2 separate regions of the Homo sapiens genome follow, and region 1 is linked to region 2. Evidence: chromatin contacts called from ENCODE Hi-C or POLR2A ChIA-PET data. All regions are on one chromosome and are shown on one strand. The core of a region is the stretch at or near the end of the contact, and the rest is flanking DNA. Distances in the headings are between cores, read along the strand shown. Region 1 overlaps ZNF827 (zinc finger protein 827). Region 2 overlaps C4orf51 (chromosome 4 open reading frame 51).

Evidence for each region. A loop is a pair of places that touch in the nucleus more often than their neighbours do. ChIA-PET counts read pairs that join two places held with the same protein, here RNA polymerase II (POLR2A). Pooled maps may share reads with other maps.
Region 1: a loop to region 2 is called in a pooled map, with 8 times the contacts of the local background. The contact joins two enhancer-like sites. A Hi-C loop is called at or near these places in 34 of 168 maps with a recorded cell type or tissue (Caco-2, Calu3, GM12878 and 22 more), 17 of 37 single-sample maps with no recorded cell type and 31 of 50 pooled maps. POLR2A ChIA-PET finds 5 or more read pairs at or near these places in 8 of 52 experiments (HEK293T, MCF 10A, PC-9 and 4 more).

The regions. Positions count from the first base shown.
Region 1 is chr4:145,807,061-145,809,760 of GRCh38, forward strand. All of the region lies in intron 8 of ZNF827 (zinc finger protein 827), which reads right to left. Among named protein-coding and RNA genes, the nearest start is that of C4orf51, 130 kb to the left of the region's middle. RefSeq lists enhancers at 277-496, 924-2,123, 1,353-1,542. Within about 2 kb of position 1,356, at least 10 of the 41 ENCODE cell types and tissues checked have a DNase peak (open chromatin) inside an H3K27ac peak, as active enhancers do; they include GM12878, where a contact is called at or near this core.
Region 2 is chr4:145,720,217-145,722,916 of GRCh38, forward strand. The region is part of intron 2 of C4orf51 (chromosome 4 open reading frame 51); the gene reads left to right. Among named protein-coding and RNA genes, the nearest start is that of C4orf51, 41 kb to the left of the region's middle. RefSeq lists enhancers at 1-94, 735-784. Within about 2 kb of position 1,448, at least 3 of the 41 ENCODE cell types and tissues checked have a DNase peak (open chromatin) inside an H3K27ac peak, as active enhancers do; they include GM12878, where a contact is called at or near this core.

The sequences.
Region 1 (2,700 bases), core at 106-2,605, 87 kb after region 2:
ATTTCACATCTTTATTAATAACTTACAGGATGTGTAACTTTAACGTTTCTGAAATGACTCTGCCAAAATTTGTTGGAATTTCACCTTCTGGGGAGTCTTTTCCTGACCACTGTTGTTTACACAAGATTGTTGTACAAGATGTTTAGCAGTCTCTGACAAAGACCTATCCTGTGTATAACCATAATTATTAAGCTTACGGCCTATTAACTCAGAGCACCATGAATCTTACCTTTGTTCCTTAACATCTTACTCCCTCTAAACATTTAATTTTTCTTTATAGAAGTGTTTCATGCTCATTATAGAAAACTAGAAGAAGAGAGACAAGGTGGTGGTAGGGGGAAACAAAACTAAAACCCTCAATCAGAGTTCCCATCATCACCCAAAGATAACTTTCATTTTTCTTTTTCATGTCCCAGTGCTTTTTTTTTTTGAGACATAGTCTCGCTCTGTCGCCCAGGCTGGAGTGCAGTGGCGCCATCTCAGCTCACTGCAACCAACGCCTCCTGGGTTCAAGCAGTTCTCTGCCTCAGCCTCCCAAATAGCTGGGATTACAGGCGCCCACCACCACGCCCAGCTAATTTTTGTATTTTTAGTAGAGATGGGGTTTCACCATCTTGGCCAGGCTGGTCTTGAACTCCTGACCTCGTGATTCGCCCGCCTTGGCCTCCCAAAGTGCTGGGATTACAGGCGTGAGCCACTGTGCCAGGCTGCTTTAAAAAAAAAAAACAAAAAACAAAAACAAAAAAAAAACAAAAAACAAAAAACATTAATTACTATGAAAGGCATGGCAAGTCTTAGTATGACACCAGTGATGATATTTTTAAAATAACACATTTTCGAGTGATAAAAGTAACAGTTGGGAGATAGACCAGAGTGCTTTAAAAATTAACATTTTCATAAAAATGAAAAACAATTTGACCAAAAATTGTGTCAGAAATAACTTTCACATACCGAAAGCTTGCCTACATGTTAAAAGCATTTGCAAGAGTACACATTTTTTTTTTTTTCCTGAGTAAACTTTCCCCTTGTTTTTCTGTGGGTGCAAGTGACTATACAGTACATAGAAAATTAGTGAGCAAAAAAAAAATAATTAGGATGAGTCACCTTACCTTTTAAGTCATCTTGCCACAAAATGGTTACCTACAATCCACATAACCAATTAATTCCTGCCTCCATACTCTAACAAAGACAGCCAGAATTTGGATCTAATCTTTTTTTATAAATCATTCTACCTCCAGGCTATCCCACTCCCTCATTATCCTGTTTCCTGGCCTCTTTCCCATTCCTATAATACAGCTGATTTCCCTGATAACCTCAGCACAGGCCCCTTTCCCAGGACCCTCCCCCATCATGAATCTTTCAAGCCTAATTCCATTGAAGTTAAAAAAGAAGCAACTCATTTGAGTGACTCATTCCTAGATACTTAGGGCGGAGAAACTAGATTCTGCAGCTGGATGAGTCATTTTGACTGGAAAGCCCCGATAGGAAAGAGGTTCTGTAGAGTGCATACAACAGAGGATGGGGAAATTATGAAGGTAGTAGGTACAGATAAACGCAGAACATTCAAATAGTGTTCCTTAGTCTGAAGCACTTTGATACCTTAAAGAGGAGTTCTACTTTGCAAATACCACTTTACAAGATTTTTTCCCAACATTTTCATTGAAAATATCTCCATTTACTTTAGCTGCTTTTAGGTCTACCATTTTTCTGGAGTCACAGTTATGTATTTGCTTGTTTTTTAATTTTATTTTTTAGAGGCAGTGTCTCTCTGACACCAAGGCTGGAGTGCAGTGGCTTGATCTTATTAATAGCTCACTGCAGCCTTGAACTCCTGGCCTCAAGCAATCCTCCTGCTTCAGCCTCCCAAGTAGCTGGGACTACAGGTATACACGACCATACATGGCTAATTTTTAAATTTTTTGCAGAGGCGGGGTCTTGCTACATTGCCCAGGCTGGTCTTGAACTCCTGGCCTCAAACAATCCTCCTGCCTTGGCTTCCCAAAGCATTGGGATTACAAGTGTGAGCCACTGTGCCCAGCCTAGCGTCATATTTAAATGTGGTTCTGCCAAAGTGGATTTTGTCCAAAGCTCCAGGAATATCCTCATGATAGAAACTTCCAGAGAGAGTTGGTGTCAAGCATTCAGTATGAGAATAGTATGAAAAGATATTTTCTCCTTTGTTCAAAATGAAACTAACTTATTGGTGTTTTCTGATTGAAACCACCTTTGCAAAGATGATGACAGTGAGAGAAGTCCAGCATGGCTGACTCCATTCTTGCTTCTGGCCTCACAGACTGGCTGCCTTTGCTTTTTCCTGGGCCTAGGGCAGGCTAACCATGGGGAGAATTTAGTTTATAATTTAACTTTGAAACAATGATGATAATAGTCCCTCCCTAAAACTAATGCCCTTCTGGCTCACAGACTGAAAACTAATAAAAGTCCACAAGACTAGGATTATGAGAAGGGTCTGAATTCTAAAATGAAGGTGTAGTTTCTATAATCCCTTACTGCTCAGGAGTCACGTGGCCAGAGGTCACAAGATGTGTCTTCCCCAGTTGCTTCTATAGATAACATCACTATTGTAGCATCTAAGATTGGTCTTTTGAGATGTTTTTCAGACAGCATTCTGGCAACTGACTGACCCCACCCAGACCCATGACTCAACCAGTCCTGTGGCCCCCATCCAGAGGTGGACTCAGC
Region 2 (2,700 bases), core at 198-2,697:
GGGCACCTCCCCCAGCTTTCCTGGGAGAGACTCACAGCTCCCCAGCCAAGGCTTTCTCACACCCAGGCCAGCTTTTCCCAGCAGAGGAAACTTCCCTCTCCAAGGCCTCCTCTGTTCTGAAGTCCAGAAATGGGGCCAACAGGAAGACTCTCACTTCTCACTTCTCCTCAGCTATACGGGGAGATACCCAGGAGTGAAAACCCCCCACCTACACTCCCCCAAAGGAGCCCTAGGTCTTACTGTGATTAAGACTCTCCTTCTGTGAGTGACTCCACACAATATTCCACCTGTCGGCTGAGCTGTTGCTAGCTGAGGTGCTGCACTTTTTACCCCACCACATATTCCCCGGGAGTGTTCTTCTTGCTCTTCCTCCACTCATCTCCCCACACTGATTGCCTAGCAGAGACTGATTTTAGCACTTCCTTCCTGGTACAAGGCCTTACAGGTCATTCTGCTGAGGGGAGAAAAGGACTCCGAAGGGCTTTGGTGTGATTGTCTTCATTGTTTTCCCCTAGGGTCACCCTTATTTGGCTTCCATTTTCAACAAAGGAAAGATGCCCCTGTGGGACAGTGGAGGGGTCAGGGGTCAGACAGGCAGGCTGCTCCCTCACCTAATCACTGCTCTCACCCTCCTTCCCCATTTCTCTATGGACCTTGATAGCCACAGCTGCCCAAGGTTTGCAACAAAGGGAACTAGATGACTGAAAACAAGCCTCACTCACCACGGCGTGAGCTGTCATGGCAGAGGGACCTTTTAACTTCATGACTTAGATTGTTTTTTGGCTAATTTGTATGCCTTGCTGTGAGAAGTGAATACATTTCTTTTAAACTACAGGAAGAAAAAAGATGGCCAGGTGTGGTGGCTCACACCTGTAATTCCAGCACTTTGGGAGGCTGAGGTGGGCGGATCACAAGGTCAGGAGTTTGAGACCAGCCTGGCCAATATGGTGAAACCCCGTCTCTACTAAAAATACAAAAATTAGCCAGGTGTGGTGGTGGGCGCCTATAGTTCCAACTACTCAGAAGGCTGAGGCCAGAGAATACCTTGAACCTGGGAGGTGGAGCTTGCAGTGAGCTGAGATTGCACCACTGCACTCCAGCCTGGGCGACAGAGTGAGACTCTGTCTCAAAAAAAAAAAAAAAAAAGATCACACTGGCCACCAATATGTCTAGGTAGAGTGATAAACACTTTGCCTGGAATTGAGGGCCTCACCACACTAAACATGACAGCTACGCTGTGTGACTGCCAGCACACCCCAGAGAATCCCGGGATGGGCCTCTGGACTCAGAAAATATCAATGTCCCTTCTAGGTGGTGGGAATTTTGTTTTGTTTTCCTCTCTCTATTTTAAATTAGAAAACAGACTAAGAAATGGTTAAATGTGTTTGCCGGAAGATATTCAAGTGTAAGGCAACAGTTTCCAAATTCCCTGCAGAGACTGGGCACAAGGGAACATTGGCAGCCAAGCCTGTTATTAAGAAGGTCACAAGATGCCATCTGTTACTGTGTGCACTTTACTGTTCAAGCATAACATCAACTAGGAGGTGGCTGCAATTGATTTTGCCTGTGAACTTAAAAGATAGAGATATGGTGGACACCATAGTGATTTTAGTAGACTTATATGAACAAACCATGTGTCTGCCTATGAGATGGGCGGGAGTTACGTGGGGAGAAAATTAGGGAAAAGGTGAAGCATTATTTTTAATTCTGTCCTTGGTTATAGCTATAGCTCAAATGTAATTTGGGATGCTCCTTGGTGATTTTCCTTTTTTTGTGTGTGTGCCTGGTTTTAGCCGTTTACAAAATATAATAGAACTGCCTTCTTTATAATTACCAAGTTAAGGCAGATAAATGGGGGAGGGCACGAATAAAAAGACAGATAAATGGACTGCCTTATTCTTTTGTTCCCAAAGAATAAAGAATTAAAAATTCTTTTAAAGAATTTCTAAAATCCACAAGCAAGTTAAAATGGCACAATCAATACCCACCTGCCCTCTCCTAGATTCACCAATTGTTAATATTTTGCCACATTTCCTAACATTTGCTTTATCTAAATCTCTCTATACTGATGCCTATATATACTTATTTGCTGGAATGTTGAGAGTAAAATTAAAATATCATAACAGTATATCCTAAATACTTCTGCATGAGTCTCCTATGGATAAGAATGTTCTCTTACATAACCACAACATTGTTATCACACTCAAAAAAAGTCTGACATTTTCTTAAAGTCAGCTGATCAGAAAAAAAGAAATTTAACATTGCTAGAATAATTTGTATCTAATATATAGACCATTGAATGACTTATTCTTAAAAATCTGTCATGAAAGAGATTTGCTCTCTAATCTATCCCAATGGTTAACACATCTCTCTTTAAGACAATGATACCTTATATTTTTGAGACACTTTGAAAAATCTGATGAAAGCTCTGGGACCTATCTTCAGAAAAATATTCATAAAAATTGTACCAGTCCATGGCCTGTTAGGAAGTGGGCTGTACAGCAGGGGGTGTACAGTGGGGAGCAAGCAATGCTTCATCTGCATTTATGGCCACTCCCCATGGTTGGCACTACTGCCTGAGCTCCGCCTCCTGTCAGATCAGTGGTAGCATGAGATTCTCCTAGGAGCACAAACCCTATTGTGAACTGAGCATGCAAAGGATCTGGGCTGCATGCTCCTTATGAGAATCTAATGCCTGAT